2 separate regions of the Mus musculus genome follow, and region 2 is linked to region 1. The links are chromatin contacts, found by Hi-C or POLR2A ChIA-PET in ENCODE. All regions are on one chromosome and are shown on one strand. The core of a region is the stretch at or near the end of the contact, and the rest is flanking DNA. Distances in the headings are between cores, read along the strand shown.

What was found. Hi-C counts contacts between places; a loop is a spot of excess contacts on that map. ChIA-PET counts read pairs that join two places held with the same protein, here RNA polymerase II (POLR2A).
Region 2: a map of left cerebral cortex shows a loop between it and region 1 (4-fold over the local background). The contact joins the promoter of Stbd1 here to the promoter of Scarb2 in region 1. A Hi-C loop is called at or near these places in 6 of 37 maps with a recorded cell type or tissue (adrenal gland, gastrocnemius, heart and 1 more). POLR2A ChIA-PET finds 5 or more read pairs at or near these places in 1 of 5 experiments (Patski).

The regions. Positions count from the first base shown.
Region 1 is chr5:92,503,011-92,510,663 of GRCm38, forward strand. Scarb2 (scavenger receptor class B, member 2) reads right to left here and starts at 2,647. Exons shown (of 12, transcript NM_007644.4): 1 at 2,182-2,647. The coding sequence starts at 2,298.
Region 2 is chr5:92,598,066-92,605,718 of GRCm38, forward strand. Stbd1 (starch binding domain 1) reads left to right here and starts at 4,986. Exons shown (of 2, transcript NM_175096.3): 1 at 4,986-5,272; 2 at 6,817-7,653. The coding sequence starts at 5,044. The coding sequence ends at 7,604.

The DNA of each region.
Region 1 (7,653 bases), core at 1,397-3,896:
AGCCCAGGAGCTTCATAGAAACACAACTGAGTGGCTAAGATGGCGGATCACACTTCCCATTCCCACTTTCACAAGAAAAGAAATCGGGGCTTAGAGAAGTTAAGTAACTTGCTCAAAGTTGAAGCTGCAGAGTGGTATATTTAGGATCTGAACACAAGATGTCTGATTCCTGCTCTCAGACTCACTGGCTTCTAATAAAAACAAAGTGGCGATCATATCATTAAACACTGACAATAGCCCAGGAGGGAAAGCATACTCTTTTCCTTGGAAAAAGATGATAGAACCAGGTGTCATGGTACATGCTTGTGATCAATCCTAGCACCTGGGAGTCTGAGACAAGAGCTGTGTGTTCAAGGACCAGCCTGGGCTACATAATGACACTCTATCTCAAAAGGAAAACGAAAAGATCCCACAAGTAGTCCCGGGCTTCTCATCAGGAGCATGGAGCCAACATTCATTCCCTGCCCTTCTCATCTGTAAAGTCCTCTTGGTCTTTCTCTCTGTTTGGGATGACCCTACTGGTTTCCGAGGAAAGTGCACACTGGTAGCCTCAGGTTCACTTACAGCATCCCCATTCCATCTGCTGAAATGAATCTATTTCCTTCCTATCAGACATCCCGTGGTGCACCCGCTCTGCAGCTCAGGCCCGGCAGTTCTGTAAGTCTGGTGTTGTGCTATAACTTATCAGTCAGTTTCTTCCCAGGAAGAAAAGCACTTGTGGCCAACAGAAACTCAGGTCCTGGGACGCTACTTCCCAGATAGATACCCCTCCCTGAATAAAAACGAATTCACAAGAATCGGTGTTTATGGCTGAGGTGCTAGGAGAAACCTTTATCTTACCAGATCCCCCCGCCCCAAAAACACCCAGACACATGCACACACACACACACACACACACACACACACTCACACACACAAGTGGATCCACAAATCATATTCTGACTGTTGTATTCCTTACTCACGCTACCAAAGCAAGAGTTTAAAGGGCTTGTTTTTCTCCTTGAACACACACAATCAGGGCAACAATGGTCTTTGAGAAGCTCACACAGTAGGCTTGGTCTTCTCTTGGCAATGCCATCTCATTAAGGCTTGAATAAGGCTTTGCCTTGACACTTAAAAAAAAAATCTTTAATTGCCAGACTCCAAGTAACTGGTTACTACTGCGAATCTCTATTTAGGGACATCATCTATTGGCATTTGGAATAAGGCAACTAATTTTATTAATCTGGAATACAGTGACTCCAAGCAGACTCTCAAGCCTAAGCTTTTGTACCTGGGAGACAGCAACAGAGATCAGCGAGACATTATGCATAAGAATGATGCTAATGAGAAAGGCTACCCCAGTGACTCATTTGTTTAGCTCTTTATTTTTAAAGGAAAAGGTGACCCTAGTAACTCTCTCCAGTTCCTCTTTCCACCGTGCCTGGTGAATGTGGGTGAAAGGGTAAAAGAAAAAAGTGACCAGGGTGGCCCCAGGATGGAGAAGTCTTCCACATGACCAGTTTTCAGGCCCCATCAAACACCCTGGGAGACAGGTCCAAATTCGTTAATTACCCAAGTAATGGCTGATGAGCACAAGTATGAAACAGAGACAGGGCTGTCTGCGAGACACAGAGCCGCTAAGCACTAACTGCAATGGATAAAATGTCACCCATTCCTAAAGCCTAGACTGTTTGCCATCTGCTCTGCCCTGCCCTGCCCTGCCCTGCCCTGCCCTACCCTACCCTACCCTGTCCAGCCCAGGAAGGAGAACACAATAGACCTCTCACCCACTTCTCATCCCCAGGCTCACTCCGTTTCAAAGGCTGCGCGGGCAAGCCTACAAAGCCAGCCTCTTCTGCGGTGCTTTTACGCATTTCTATTTCTTTGTCAAGTGCGAGGGAAACAGGGCTCAACATAGACCGGGTGCGTAGAGGGGTGTGGAGAATTGCTAAGGATAGAACGGAAACGCAAGGCTTTTCTACAAAGTCGAGATCTGTAGACTTACAGGTTATTTAAAAGGAAGAGTCACCTCAAGTCTCCACATCCTGCCAACCCGGGGAGGCAAACAAGAGCTGTGTTCTGCAGGCTCGGCGCCAACGCAACTCTCCCCACACAGGGTCCGCAATGGGAGGGTGGCCTAGAAAGACACCACACACACACACACACACACACACACACACACACACTAGCCTGCCTCACCTTCTCGATCGTCTGGTCTACCGCCTTCTGAAAGACTCGAGCCACTAGCAGCGTGACGCTGGTCACCAGCAGCAGCAGAGACAGCGTCCCCGCCGTGTAGAAGCAGCATCTGCCCATACTGCGCGCAGCTCACCGGCCAGGCCTGGGACCGAACGGCGAGCTGGAACAAGCCTCCGCCAAGGCCGAGCAGCAGCCGCCCAAAGCCCGGGGCCCCTGCGGCTCCCGCACCTTCTCCGTGCGTGTTCAGCCGCTGCCCGCGCAGTGCGCACAGCCCTGGAGTAGATACCGGAATGAGCAGCAGAGCCGGTGCGATCGCGAGTGCCGGGGCCGCCTGGCTTTCGTTTTCTCCGGCTGCTGCAGCCAGGGAGGTGCAGGGAGCGCGCAGAGCGGTGACGCGGGCTGGTGGGGCTCGCCAGCAAGCCGCGGCGGCGGTGATGGTGACGGCTGGCGACTGCGCCGGGAAGCGGGAGGGGCCGGGCGGAGGCCTTCAGTCATGTGCCCTGCAGCGGCCCCTGCGATTCGGCGGGGTTGCGCCTGCATCCTCTCCCTGCAGGCGGCGCGGTCATCCAGGGAACTGAAATCGCCCTTCCCCATTCGCTCTGCCGCTTTCTTTCTCCTTCAGATCTCTGCTGAGGGCCCACGGTGGGCCAAGCATGGGGAACCCCGGCTGGACGCGCGGTTTCCCTTACTCCAGAGGATCTCCCGAGTTCCTTGGAAGATTTAAGTACAATGTAACTAATGCTTTTACAAGGTGCCTGCTGACTTGTGCCTGATTTGTACCTGCAGAGCCTTGTTGGGTTGAACTGGGTCTTCAGGAATAAGTCAGAGTGTGTCCTCAAGAAAGTGAGGAGGAGGCGTTTGCCTCCGCAGACTGAAGGCAAGGGAGTTAACTGTTGAGTAGTCTAGGCCTTATGCTGTAGGGTTTGTGGTGCCAAGCCCTCGGAGATCAGATTTTGAAAGGCTCTGTGTCCTGATAAAGGGCGTTAACAGAGAAGCAAGTCAAGTAGAGCAGGTGTTTGTTGTCTATTTTGTCATCATCAGTTGAATAAGGGTTAGTTCCGTGACTGGCACACACATACAGACACACAAACACGCGGCAGCCCTATTATGAAGCAGAAAGAAGTGCTGTACAGGTTGTAAGAGGAACTGGAGTTGGGATGTGGGGGGTGGGGTGTGATTTCGTTAATGGGAAAAGGCAAGTAGGGAAGCTGGGTGCAAAGTAATACCTACAAGTTCAGCAAAGCCGTGGGGAGAGAGTAGTCCTTGAGGCAAACTGGCATGTCCCCAAATTCTGACATATCTCAGATGTAGACCTGCCTTAAATATCCCTGTTGTGCTTAATCAGCGGACTGGGAGCAACCTTGAGAAGTTAGTCTTTACCAGCTTGGGATAGATTTCAGTCGTGTTCAACAGCTGAGAGGCTCATCAGTCACTAATGCCATCTGCAGGGGAAGATCTGAACTGACATTTTCTTGGCCAGGCCAGTGTCCTTATCATTAAGGAGTCAGCCCACCAGGATGGAAAACACTCAAATAATCGTGACACTGGAGGCAGCCTGTACCATAGAGGGAGACCTTGTCTCAAAAGAGGAAAGAAAACAAGCAAAATAGAAGCACACAAAAGAAGCTCTGTCTTAAAATTGAAAAAATAGATAAAGGAAAAAACCCAGCAGAGTAAAATAAAATCTAAAAGAAAATGGGGGGGGGGAGGTATGTGCAATGAAAAAAATGAATTTAGATGAAAGTTACACTGTTGCTGGTGTACTACATAGTTAGTTAGACTCAGGACAATTGCACCTGCACAGATTTCTCTCTCTCCTCTCCCTCTCCCTCTCCCTCTCCCTCTCCCTCTCCTCCTCCTCCTTCCTCCTCCTCCTCCTCCTCCTCCTCCTCCTCCTCCTCCTCCTCCTCCTCCTCCTCCTCCTCCTCTTCTTCTTCTTCTTCTTCTTCTTCTTCTTCTTCTTCTTCTTCTTCTTCTTCTTCTTCTTCTTCTCCTCGTCATAATTTCCAAACAGTGGTGGTGTCCATGTTATTACTTTGTATTAAGGATTGTAAGTGACCTAAACTAAAGAATAAGGATAGATGCGTGTAGGTTCCATGCACATACCTCTTCTCTCTCTCTCTCTCTCTCTCTCTCTCTCTCTCTCTCTCTCTCTCTCACATTTTCTTTTAGATTTTATTTTACTCTGCTGGTTTTTTTTTCCCTTTATCGATTTTTTCAATTTTAACACAGAGCTTCGTGTAGCCTAGCCTCCATGTTGCTATGTAGGAAGATGATGACCTTGTGATCTTGCTTCTACTTGTCCAGTGCTGACAACATGGGTTTCTGATGTGCTGGGGAATCAAACCCAGGGCCTTTTCTTTTCTTTTCTTTTCTTTTCTTTTCTTTTCTTTTCTTTTTTCCAGACAGGATTTCTCTGTGTAGTCCTGGCTGTCCTGGAACTCACTCTGTAGACCAGGCTGGCCTCAAACTCAAAAATCCACCTGCCTCTGCCTCCCAAGTGCTAGGATTAAAGGCGTGCGCCACCACTGCCCAGCTAAACCTTTGATTTATAATGGCTATAGTGATTTGTTAGACCAATAGAATATGACAGCTGCTTCGGATTCTCTGTCTTTTTTGAAAGAGACAGTCTCCTGTATCCTGGGCTGGCCTGGAACTCAAATGTAGAAGGATGACCTGGAACTTCTGAAGCTCCTGCCTCTGCCTATCAGCTGCTCTGCCCGGTGTCCCAGTCTGTTTCAGGGGACATGCTAGGCCCCCATTTTCAAGCAGGGGTTGGGCTTTTGCTGCAATCCCAGTATCTTTTCATTCGTTAACTAGGAAAAGGCTTTTCTAAGTAACCTTCGATGCTTGTCACTCACAGGTTGCTCACTGGACTCCTGTCCCCACCTCTGACTTCTAAATCAAATACCATTGGCTGGTTCATCCTGGAGTACAAACTCCATAGACAGCTACCACCCATTCCAGCCCTGATCCCTAATTCCAGCACAGCACCTTCTTCAAGTTCATAAATGTGTGTAATATTATATCATTTCTCTCACTCTCCTCTCTTAACCCCTCCTGCACCCCTCCCCAAAGTCATGGCCTTTTAAAATTACTATCACATATATGTGAATAACCATATAAACACAACCCAGAGTCCATTTAACATTGCTTATAGGACTGACCACATGGTAGTAGATAACCATTTAGTGCCATCATCCCTGGGAAACTAATGACTCTCGTCAGTCATTAATTGCCTTTAGCTCTTTGTCTAGGGTTAGGACCTTGTAAGATTCCTCCCATCCATGCTGACGTGTCAGCTGGTGGTCTTGAATTTACTGTAGCTATCCTACCCCCAACCCCACTCCATCTTAGTCTCCTGGGAACTGGGATCACAGTTATGGGCCACCACACCTAGAACATTAAGGTCCACCTTGCTTTGTTTGTGTTTGGTGTTTGAGATGCTCTTACTGTGTAGCCCCAGCCGGGCTCAGAGTCCTGATCTTCCTGTCTCGGTTTTCCCAGTGTTGTGATCACAGCTGTACACAATGGTGTCATACGCTTGAGGTCCCTTCTTGTCTCTATTTGAGTCACTGGAATAGCGACAGACTGTGTAGATAGGGAGATAGAGGCAGCTTTGAGAGCATCTTAGTGTCCTGTCCTCTGTTTCCCTCCCCAGTGAGGCTCTTTTGCTATTTCTTCTGTCTACTTCCCCTTTAAATCTCTGGCTAGACAAAAAAAAAAAAAAAAAACCAAAAAAACAAAAAACTTACTTCCTCTTAGCACAGCTGACCAGACCAGCATTTTTTAAAATATACTGAGCACAATGACAGAAGAAGAATATCCTAGTTACAGAAGATAGCAGCAGGTTTTTAAAAGCAACATGTGTTCCCGAAATAACGGTGATTTCCGTCTTACACCAGTGCCGGCACAACCTGGCCTGAATGCCCTTCTGTTTGGTTCCTTATTTTCCATGTGGCAGTGAACTTTTGGCCAGGTTCGAATCAGTTTCTCAATACTCCTTGGGACTTCCTCATTTCTGGTCAATGGATTTGCCTGTACCACTAATGAAGCTATTATTTTAATTGCCATAGAATCACGTCACCTGCAGATGGGGCACCACCCTCGTCTCTAGGCATGCAAGCAAATGGCCCCAGGAAAGGCAGGTGCTTGGGTCAAGGTTAGCACCCTTTGATGAGCAGGCTGACGTGACTTCTCCATACATAAAATCAGAAAACTGTATCCAAGGAGAACAAGGACACTTAAGAATGAATAACCACTAGTGCTTCTTGATGTCCCACAATTCAGGACTCAGAAGTGAAGAATTTTCTCCCCAGACTCCAAGAAGAGATGGTTAGGCAGAAATGGTGGTGAGAGTAGGAAGAGAACTTTTTCAATTACTATTTTAACTTTGGGGGTTGGGCCGGCAGGGCAGGTATCACTTGTAGCCTAGACAGGTCTGTAACCTGCTGGATAGCCCAGACTGTCCTGGAACTAAGGATCCTTGCACCTTTCAGGTTCCATGTTAAATCGAAAAGATTGAGGTAGCACTCAGGGTTAGTCACATAGTCACTGTCTATCTCTCTGTTGAAAGGAGTCATGTGTTTACTGTAAGCATTTATTATATACCCCAGGCCTCACTGAACCACAGAGCTACACCCAACAAAGCAACATGCTCTTAAGTAACCCCGTGAATACACTGGCACGGTGTTACTGTCAGTCAGTCTTGCTCTTTATTGAAGATTCCTGCTCATTGTCTCATCAAAAGGAGTTTAACTTTCTTCCCTGTGAGATGGTCTGGCACCTTGGCCTGCCTTTACCAGCGGAGTCTGACAGCTAACATAGTTCTGTCGCTGTTAGACCTGGTGGGAATGAGCTCCACTACCTTCTTTGGGGTCCAGCTGAAAGAAAATAAAACTTGAGACCTGTGATTCATGTAATTTATGTCAAATAGCCCAAAGAGTTGTTTGTGAGCTTTGAAACCTGGGGCTGAGAACATAGCAGAACAGGCCAGGACATGCCAGGACAGGGCCGTCATTAAGACATTCCTGAGGCTGCTTGGCCATAAAGATAAAGGGAATGGCATGTCTGGACTGGCCGGGCGCCTCCCTATCTCCCGCCCTTCTGACCTAAGTTAAATGTTAACCAGATGCTCTGCTGTTACCTCGATCTGCATGTACAGTCTGCTGATGTTTAAATGGACCAATCATGTGAAACTGCGCCAATTCCTCCCCCAGCCCCAGACCCTTTTCTAGAAAAACCACTAGGTTTCAAGCCTCGTGGTCGAATCCACTGTCTCCTGCATGAGATACATTTCGACCTAGAGCTCCGCCATTAAACTACCTCTTGTATTTACATCAAGACGGTCTGTTCGTGATTCTTTCGGTGCACACCGAATCGGGAATTGAGTGGGGGTTTCCCCACTAGGTTCTTTCACAACTGCCATGGCAGAAGCTTGTTTAGACTACTGATGGTGAGACATCATGTGAC
Region 2 (7,653 bases), core at 3,736-6,235, 97 kb after region 1:
TCCAATAGCTGACTGTGATCATCCACTTCTGTATTTGCTAGGCCCCGGCATAGTCTCACAAGAGAGAGCTATATCTGGGTCCTTTCAGCAAAATTTTGCTAGTGTGTGCAATGGTGTCAGCGTTTGGAAGCTGATTATGGGATGGACCCCTGCATATGGCAATCACTAGATGGTCCATCTTTTTGTCACAGCTCCAAACTTTGTCTCTGTAACTCCTTCCATGGGTGTTTTGTTCCCATTTCTAGGAAGGGGTAAAGTGTCCACACTTTGGTTTTCCTTCTTCTTGAATTTCATGCATTTAGCCAGTTGTATCTTATATCTTGGGTATCCTAAGTTTCTTATCAGTGAGTACATATTGTGTGAGTTCCTTTGTGATTGGGTTACCTCACTCAGGATGATGCCCTCCAGGTCCATCCATTTGCCTAGGAATTTCATAAATTCATTTTTTAAATAGCTGAGTAGTATTCCATTGTGTAAATGTACCACATTTTCTGTATCCATTCCTCTGTTGAGGGGCATCTGGGTTCTTTCCAGCTTCTGGCTATTATAAATAAGGCTGCTATGAACATAGTGGAGCATGTGTCCTTCTTACCGGTTGGGACATCTTCTGGATATATGCCCAGGAGAGGTATTGCGGGATCCTCCGGTAGTACTATGTCCAATTTTCTGAGGAACCACCAGACTGATTTCCAGAGTGGTTGTACAAGCTTGCAATCCCACCAACAATGGAGGAGTGTTCTTCTTTCTCCATATCCTCGCCAGCATCTGCTGTCACCTGAATTTTTGATCTTAGCCATTCTGACTGGAGTGAGGTGGAATCTCAGGGTTGTTTTGATTTGCATTTCCCTGATGATTAAGGATGTAAAGAACTCAAGAAGGTGGACTCCAGAAAATCAAATAACCCCATTAAAAATGGGGCTCAGAGCTGAACAAAGAATTCTCACCTGAGGAATACCGAATGGCTGAGAAGCACCTGAAAAAATGTTCAACATCCTTAATCATCAGGGAAATGCAGATTCTCCATTTCTAAAGGTTTCATCATTACCAAGTAGCTCAGCCTGGAGTCCGTCCAGGTGCCAAGATGAGTCAGAGGTTTGCAAACAGTTGCAGTTAGAAAATGTCTCTATGAAACCCGAGGCCGGGAGGCGCCAACGTGACCGATCTGCAGAGAGGGTGTTTGCCTGTGGAGAATGTCATGTGGAGGGAGACACAGGCGCAGAGTTTGACAGAAACGCACAGGTGCTGTGGTACATTCCCAGAGAGCCAGGGCTTGGAGAGAGAGGAGTTGGAACCAGCAGCTCGTCTGCTATGCTGGAATATTCCCGGAAGGCAACCATGATGTCATGCATCCAAATTCACATACTTCTAAAAGGTTATGTGTTGAAATGTGAACACGGTTTAGGCACCACCAGGATTTGGTATAGCCAGAGCCTCTGGGCCCTGGGGTCTGGGGAGGCTCTGAGTGGAATTCTGAGCCGCGGGGAGCACTGCCAAGCTTTAGGGAAGACTTTGAGCAGGGTTAAGCCAAGAAGAGTTGCAGAGTGCAGTGGAGCCTAAATAGACGGAGGTACTCAGATGAGGTTCGAACAGGGTACAGACACTGAAACCAATAACACAGAGGGTGGTGGAAAGGGAGGTTTACTCTGTCCCACTCTTAAACACCTCTCTCCAGGGAGAGAGCTGGTAAGTAGGGAGAGGTTTTGCACACTAAGCAATTCTTAAATTCACAGGATATCAACTCGATGTCCTCCCTTTTAACACAGTTCTGACACTCTACCCCGAGTCAGTTTTGATCTCATACGTTAAAGAACTCAGTTTAAGATTCTCCCCATTTCAACAATCAATCGCAAGTTCATGAGTTTTCTGCTTCTATTGGCTGATGAACTTCCAGGATCCAACAACCATTTCCTTGGGTTTCATGATTTGCTAGAATTCAAGGAAACATCATTCTAATTTTCTTTCATCTATATCTTTCTGACTATCCACCTACCTATCTTCTTTTTGGGAATCATGAATTCACAGAACTCAAGGAAACCATGGGTTTATGCTCACTGGATTATAATGGAAGGTATGCGCTATGGTTTGGATATTCCAAACTGTATATGGTGAACCCAAGTTCACCGTTAGATCTCTAATTAAAGACATGAAATAGAGTTGACAAAGATCATACCACGTTCTATGTCTGTAGTGCTTGCAAGGCACGTGGGGATCTGTATAAGTTAAGAAAGCCACTGTGGATGGAAAGAGCCAGCGAGGGCGGGGCCGAGAGGTCAGGAGGGCAGGCTTTTGCTGTGAGATGCAGGGTCATTGGGCAGTCTTCCATGAAGGTCTGACATGGTTGCAGTTGGCTCTATTAGCCTCTAGTTTGAAGACAGGCATCATGTAGGGGCTTGTGACTCAGTATAGCTGTAGTGATGTCTTCACCTGAGTGAGTTTGATTGGATGTGTTTGTCAGGTAGCTCATCCTTTCTCCTCTTCTTTTTTTTTTTTTTTTTAAAGATTTATTTATGCTGGGCATGGTGGTGCACGCCTTTAATTCCAGTACTTGGGAGGCAGAGGCAGGCAGATTTCTGAGTTCGAGGCCAGCCTGGTCTACAAAGTGAGTTCCAGGACAGCCAGGGCTACAGAGAAACCCTGTCTTGAAAAACAAAAATATAAATTAAAAAAAAGATTTATTTATTCATTTATTTTATACATATGAGTATACCACCATTACACTCTTCAGACACACCAGAAGACAGACACCATTACAGATGGTTGTGAGCCACCGTGTGGTTGCTGGGAATTGAAGTTGGGACCTCTGGAAGAGCAGTCGGTGCTCTTAACTGCTGAGCCATCTCTCCAACCCATCCTTTCTCTTCTTATTATGCTTCTCTATATTATCTGTGTGTCTCTCCTCTTCTACCTCTCTGTCATCTACATTTTTCTGACTATCTATGTAACTTCTTTGCTTGGATCTTAAATTCTTTAAAATTTTAAATTAATCTTAAGTATACTTTGATCATATTCTTTCCTCCCTTTCAGCTCATCCCAGAACCTCCCTGTCTTCTTACCCACCCAACTTCATGTCTCCCCCTTCTCAAAAACAAAACAAAACAAAAAAACAACAACAAAACAAACAAACAAACAAACAAACAAAAACCAAAATGAATATAGAAACACAAACTTAAAAAAAGAAAATTAATAAGACCAAAAAAAAAAAACCCCCAAATCAAACAAAACAAAAAGTATACACACACACACAAATCCCCAAATGAAACCTGGAGCTTGTGTGTGTCAACCATCTACTCCTAGAATGTGGCTGATATACCCAGTGAGACTCCATTGGAGAAAATGGATTTTCCCCTTCCAGCAGGCAGCAATTGCAAGTGGCTTCTTGGTCAGGGGTGGGACTTGGTGCTCACTCCCCCCACTGCCTTCAGTGCTGGGATTCTCTCTGGTTTGGGCTTCTGCAGGTGTTTTTCAAGTCGTTACAATCTCTGTGAGTGCGTAAGTGTTTCGAGTCCCGTTGTATCTGCCAGACACTGTCTCGGTGGAGTTATCCACTACCCCTGGCTTCCTTCTTCCACCATCCACCTCCTCTTCCACTTAGATCCCTGAGCCTTTAGGGGATAATTTAAAAAAGTCATCCCATTTAGGACTGAAAGCTCCAAAGTCTCTCTCTCCACACGGTCCAGTTGTGGGTCTCTGTGCTAGTTCCCCTCTACTGCAGGAAGCAGCTTCTCTGAGGAGGGCTGAGTGATGCTCTGATCTACAGGTATAGCAACAGTCTATTTGAAAGTTAAATAATTTAATAATAAAACAGGAGTCAGTATTGCTCTGTTCTCCACCTCTCTACCAGTTGCAGCCTATGCCAAGAGAGGAGCAACCCACCAGGAAGTCTCTCTCAGGAGATGTGTGATCTCTTGTGATCTCAGTGATCCAGCGAGGTGCACTGTTGAGTGATTGATCCTCCCAGAGGGAGCCATGTTAGCAATAATTGCAAGGCATATACTTTCCAGCTGTGGCCTCAGCAACAGGATGTATGTGTTTAAAGGAAAGACTCCAGGTAAAACACCCGGCTCTTTACCCTGAGTAGTGTGCACATCAGCACAGCAGTGTGGTCCTTCCTTCACAGGATTTCTGTTGTGTGAGGACCAATTTAAGTTCATACACAAAACACTTTGACTATATGATGCTTTGATAAAGGGTTGCTGCTTTATTAATATTTACTTGTAGGGGCTCCGTGTCTGGGCAACATCCAGTTCAGCTGGGTGGGTGGGTGTGCAGCAACACGCGTGGCGAGAGAGAGAGAGAGAGAGAGAGAGAGAGAGAGAGAGAGAGAGAGAGAGAGGAAGAGAGAGAGAGAGAGGAAGAGAGAGAGAGAGAGAGAGAGGAAGAGAGAGAGAGAGAGAGAGAGGAAGAGAGAGAGAGAGAGAGGAAGAGAGAGAGAGAGAGAGAGAGAGAGCGCCAGAGCCTGTAACTCCCCACTGGAAACGGGAGAGAATTTCGAGTTTGAGGCAGCCTGGGGTACGGAAAGACTTCTAGGCTAGTCTAGAACCTTTTTTTAAAAAAAAGAGTGTAGGAGGTCCCAGAGGTAAAGGCGAACAAGATTGGCGGAGGTGGTGGGCCTTTATGTAGAGATTTGAGAAAGCTGGGGATGGATTGGAGCTTCCCCTAAGCCCCTGCGCCCTCCCCACGATCCTTACTCTCTCCACCCCTAATTGTGCTAACCGTCCAGTGAGAGCCTTCTCCGGCCTCAGAGCTCCGGGCGCCCATCTCCTGGCTCGGAGCTGTGCGTAACCGGGCTCTTCTGGCGTGGGATAAAGTGGAGCGGGACCAGGTGTGGAAGGGCCGGCAGCGGTGATGGGAGTGGGCGAGAGCCGGGTTGCGGGGCGGGGCGAGCGGGGCGGGAGGCGGGGCCAGGAAAATTCGCGGCGGCCGTGGAAGGCTGGGCTGGCGGCCAAGAACCTTAAAAGGATGGGGCGGGCGGGGTGGGTGTGGCCGTTCGGGTGAGCGGAGCCCTGCACTGGGGCTCGTAGTCTCCCTCAGCCTCTCTCAGCCATGGGCGCCGTCTGGTCAGCCCTGCTGGTCGGCGGGGGTCTAGCTGGAGCGCTCATCCTGTGGCTGCTGCGGGGAGACTCTGGGGCCCCGGGGAAAGACGGGGTTGCGGAGCCGCCGCAGAAGGGCGCACCTCCTGGGGAGGCTGCGGCCCCGGGAGACGGTCCGGGTGGTGGTGGCAGTGGCGGCCTGAGCCCTGAACCTTCCGATCGGGAGCTGGTCTCCAAAGCAGGTATTCTTCCTCCCCTCGAGCTAGTTGTTTTGAAGTTCTCCGGGGAAGGGGAAACGAAAGGCACTTGGAGCCATGCGGGTGGGTTCTGGTGGACCACCTTCCCCGACCTCGGACTGAACCTTCTTCAGCCCTCATCGCGTTCTGGGGTTGTCCTGTCCTGGAGAGGCCACGCGGGTCCTCCAGAGGCCGCGCCCAGCTTCTGCCGCCTCAGCGGGCACAGGCTCCTCCGCCTGGCCGCACTTGGAGCAGTGTACGAGGATGGCTTGGGGGGGGGGGGGCATCTCACAACTCTTCAGTTCCTGCTGAAGCTGAGAGGGACATCTTCTGAGTCCCAGTCGCTGACATACCACACCCCTCCTTAGATCTGGGGCTTATGAACACTCACTTCCTACTATCTGGGCAGCTTTTTCAGGAAAGTAAAATTCAGCTTAGACTTAGGTCATGAAGGCCACTGTAGCTGAGGCTTTGTGCTGGCGTGTGAACAAGTGGTGGCCTACTAGGGAATCGAACTCTGATGAGAATTGTCACCTAAGTTTAAATCTACATTTTAGAGACCCTGCATCAGGCAATCAGTGTGCACTGGCACAAACCCTTACCTCCTGTGCCCTTTGCCCAGCTGCCTGGCAGAACTTATTTTTAGTGGTGGTCATTTGTAGCTACTACGTGAAAATCTTTCCCACGGCTGGGTTTTGATAAAAGGTTCTTCAGAAAATTAGGACTCCAGAGTAATATTTGCTGACATCTCACTTTGAAGGTCATCATTAAAAAGAGGCAAACATGTAGCGCAGAGTTCTCCTAACCCCTGCTGATTTATGGTTTTAGGGCGGTCAGGCTTCTAGGAGAGGTCGCCAGGAATGAAGCCAGGGTTTTAGAGAACTTGGATAGTATACTTTTAAGAATAGTTTTTATAACTGTATGTACTTATTAAGGAGGGTGGGTGGGATGGGAAAATCTTGTGCTTGTTGAAGACATTACTTTTCCCTCAAGCCCTCCCCACCCCCACCACACCCCCCCCCCCCAGCTCCACTCAGTCTTGTTCTCGGTTTTCTTCACACTGACTGCTATGCTTTCCAGTTAGCTGGAGCTGGCCCGTCTTGTATTCACTGCCAGGGAGTTCAGGTGTACTCTCAGGTGCAGGGTAGCCATGTAATCCTTTGTTCTATAGAAGCCACCAGCATGTGAGGCTGGGCCTTGTGCTAAGCTCCTGCCCCAACCCTTGGACAGCATTTTTTTTTCTTCTTTTCTTTAAATGACAGGAGCCAAGTGACTTAACTTTGGATACCTGCCAACATGGTCTGGACTGTGGGAGACTTTGCAACTTGCCACTTCATTCTCTCTCATGGTGTGTGCTGAGACTCCCCAAGTGTGCTTTTGATCGTTGGCTCTACATGTGTGCTCTTAGAGCAGTGTTGGGAATGTTCAAATAGGTACTTGCTTTTTTTAAAACAGAGCCTTGAACTGTACATAGAAATAAAGACAAGAGCAAAAGTTTTCTGCGTCTTCCTTTGTGAACCACCTAATGTTACTGCCCTTTCCTTTCTTAGAGCATCTTCGAGAAAGCAACGGACATTTGATTTCTGAGAGCAAAGATCTTGGTAACCTGCCGGAAGCACAGCGGCTGCAGAATGTTGGAGCAGACTGGGTCAATGCCAGAGAGTTTGTTCCTGTTGGGAAGATTCCAGACACACACTCCAGGGCCGACTCTGAAGCGGCAAGAAATCAAAGCCCAGGATCTCATGGAGGAGAATGGAGACTCCCCAAAGGACAAGAAACAGCTGTCAAAGTAGCTGGCAGTGTGGCCGCAAAGCTGCCCTCCAGCAGCCTGCTTGTGGACAGAGCTAAAGCAGTCAGTCAGGACCAGGCAGGCCACGAGGACTGGGAAGTGGTGTCTAGGCACTCATCTTGGGGGAGTGTTGGTTTGGGTGGCAGTCTTGAGGCTTCTAGGTTAAGTCTAAATCAGAGAATGGACGACAGCACAAACAGTCTTGTGGGAGGAAGAGGCTGGGAAGTAGATGGGAAAGTGGCATCTCTGAAACCTCAACAGGTCAGCATCCAGTTCCAGGTGCACTACACCACAAACACCGATGTGCAGTTCATTGCAGTGACTGGAGACCATGAGAGCCTTGGGAGATGGAACACATACATCCCACTCCACTACTGCAAAGACGGGCTCTGGTCTCATTCTGTCTTCCTGCCTGCAGACACAGTGGTGGAGTGGAAGTTCGTGTTGGTAGAGAATAAGGAAGTTACTCGTTGGGAAGAATGCAGCAATAGATTCCTGCAGACTGGCCATGAGGATAAAGTGGTTCATGGGTGGTGGGGGATTCACTGACTCAGTTTTCAGAGCATCCAAGAGGCTGCAGCAGAATGTGGACAAGGCT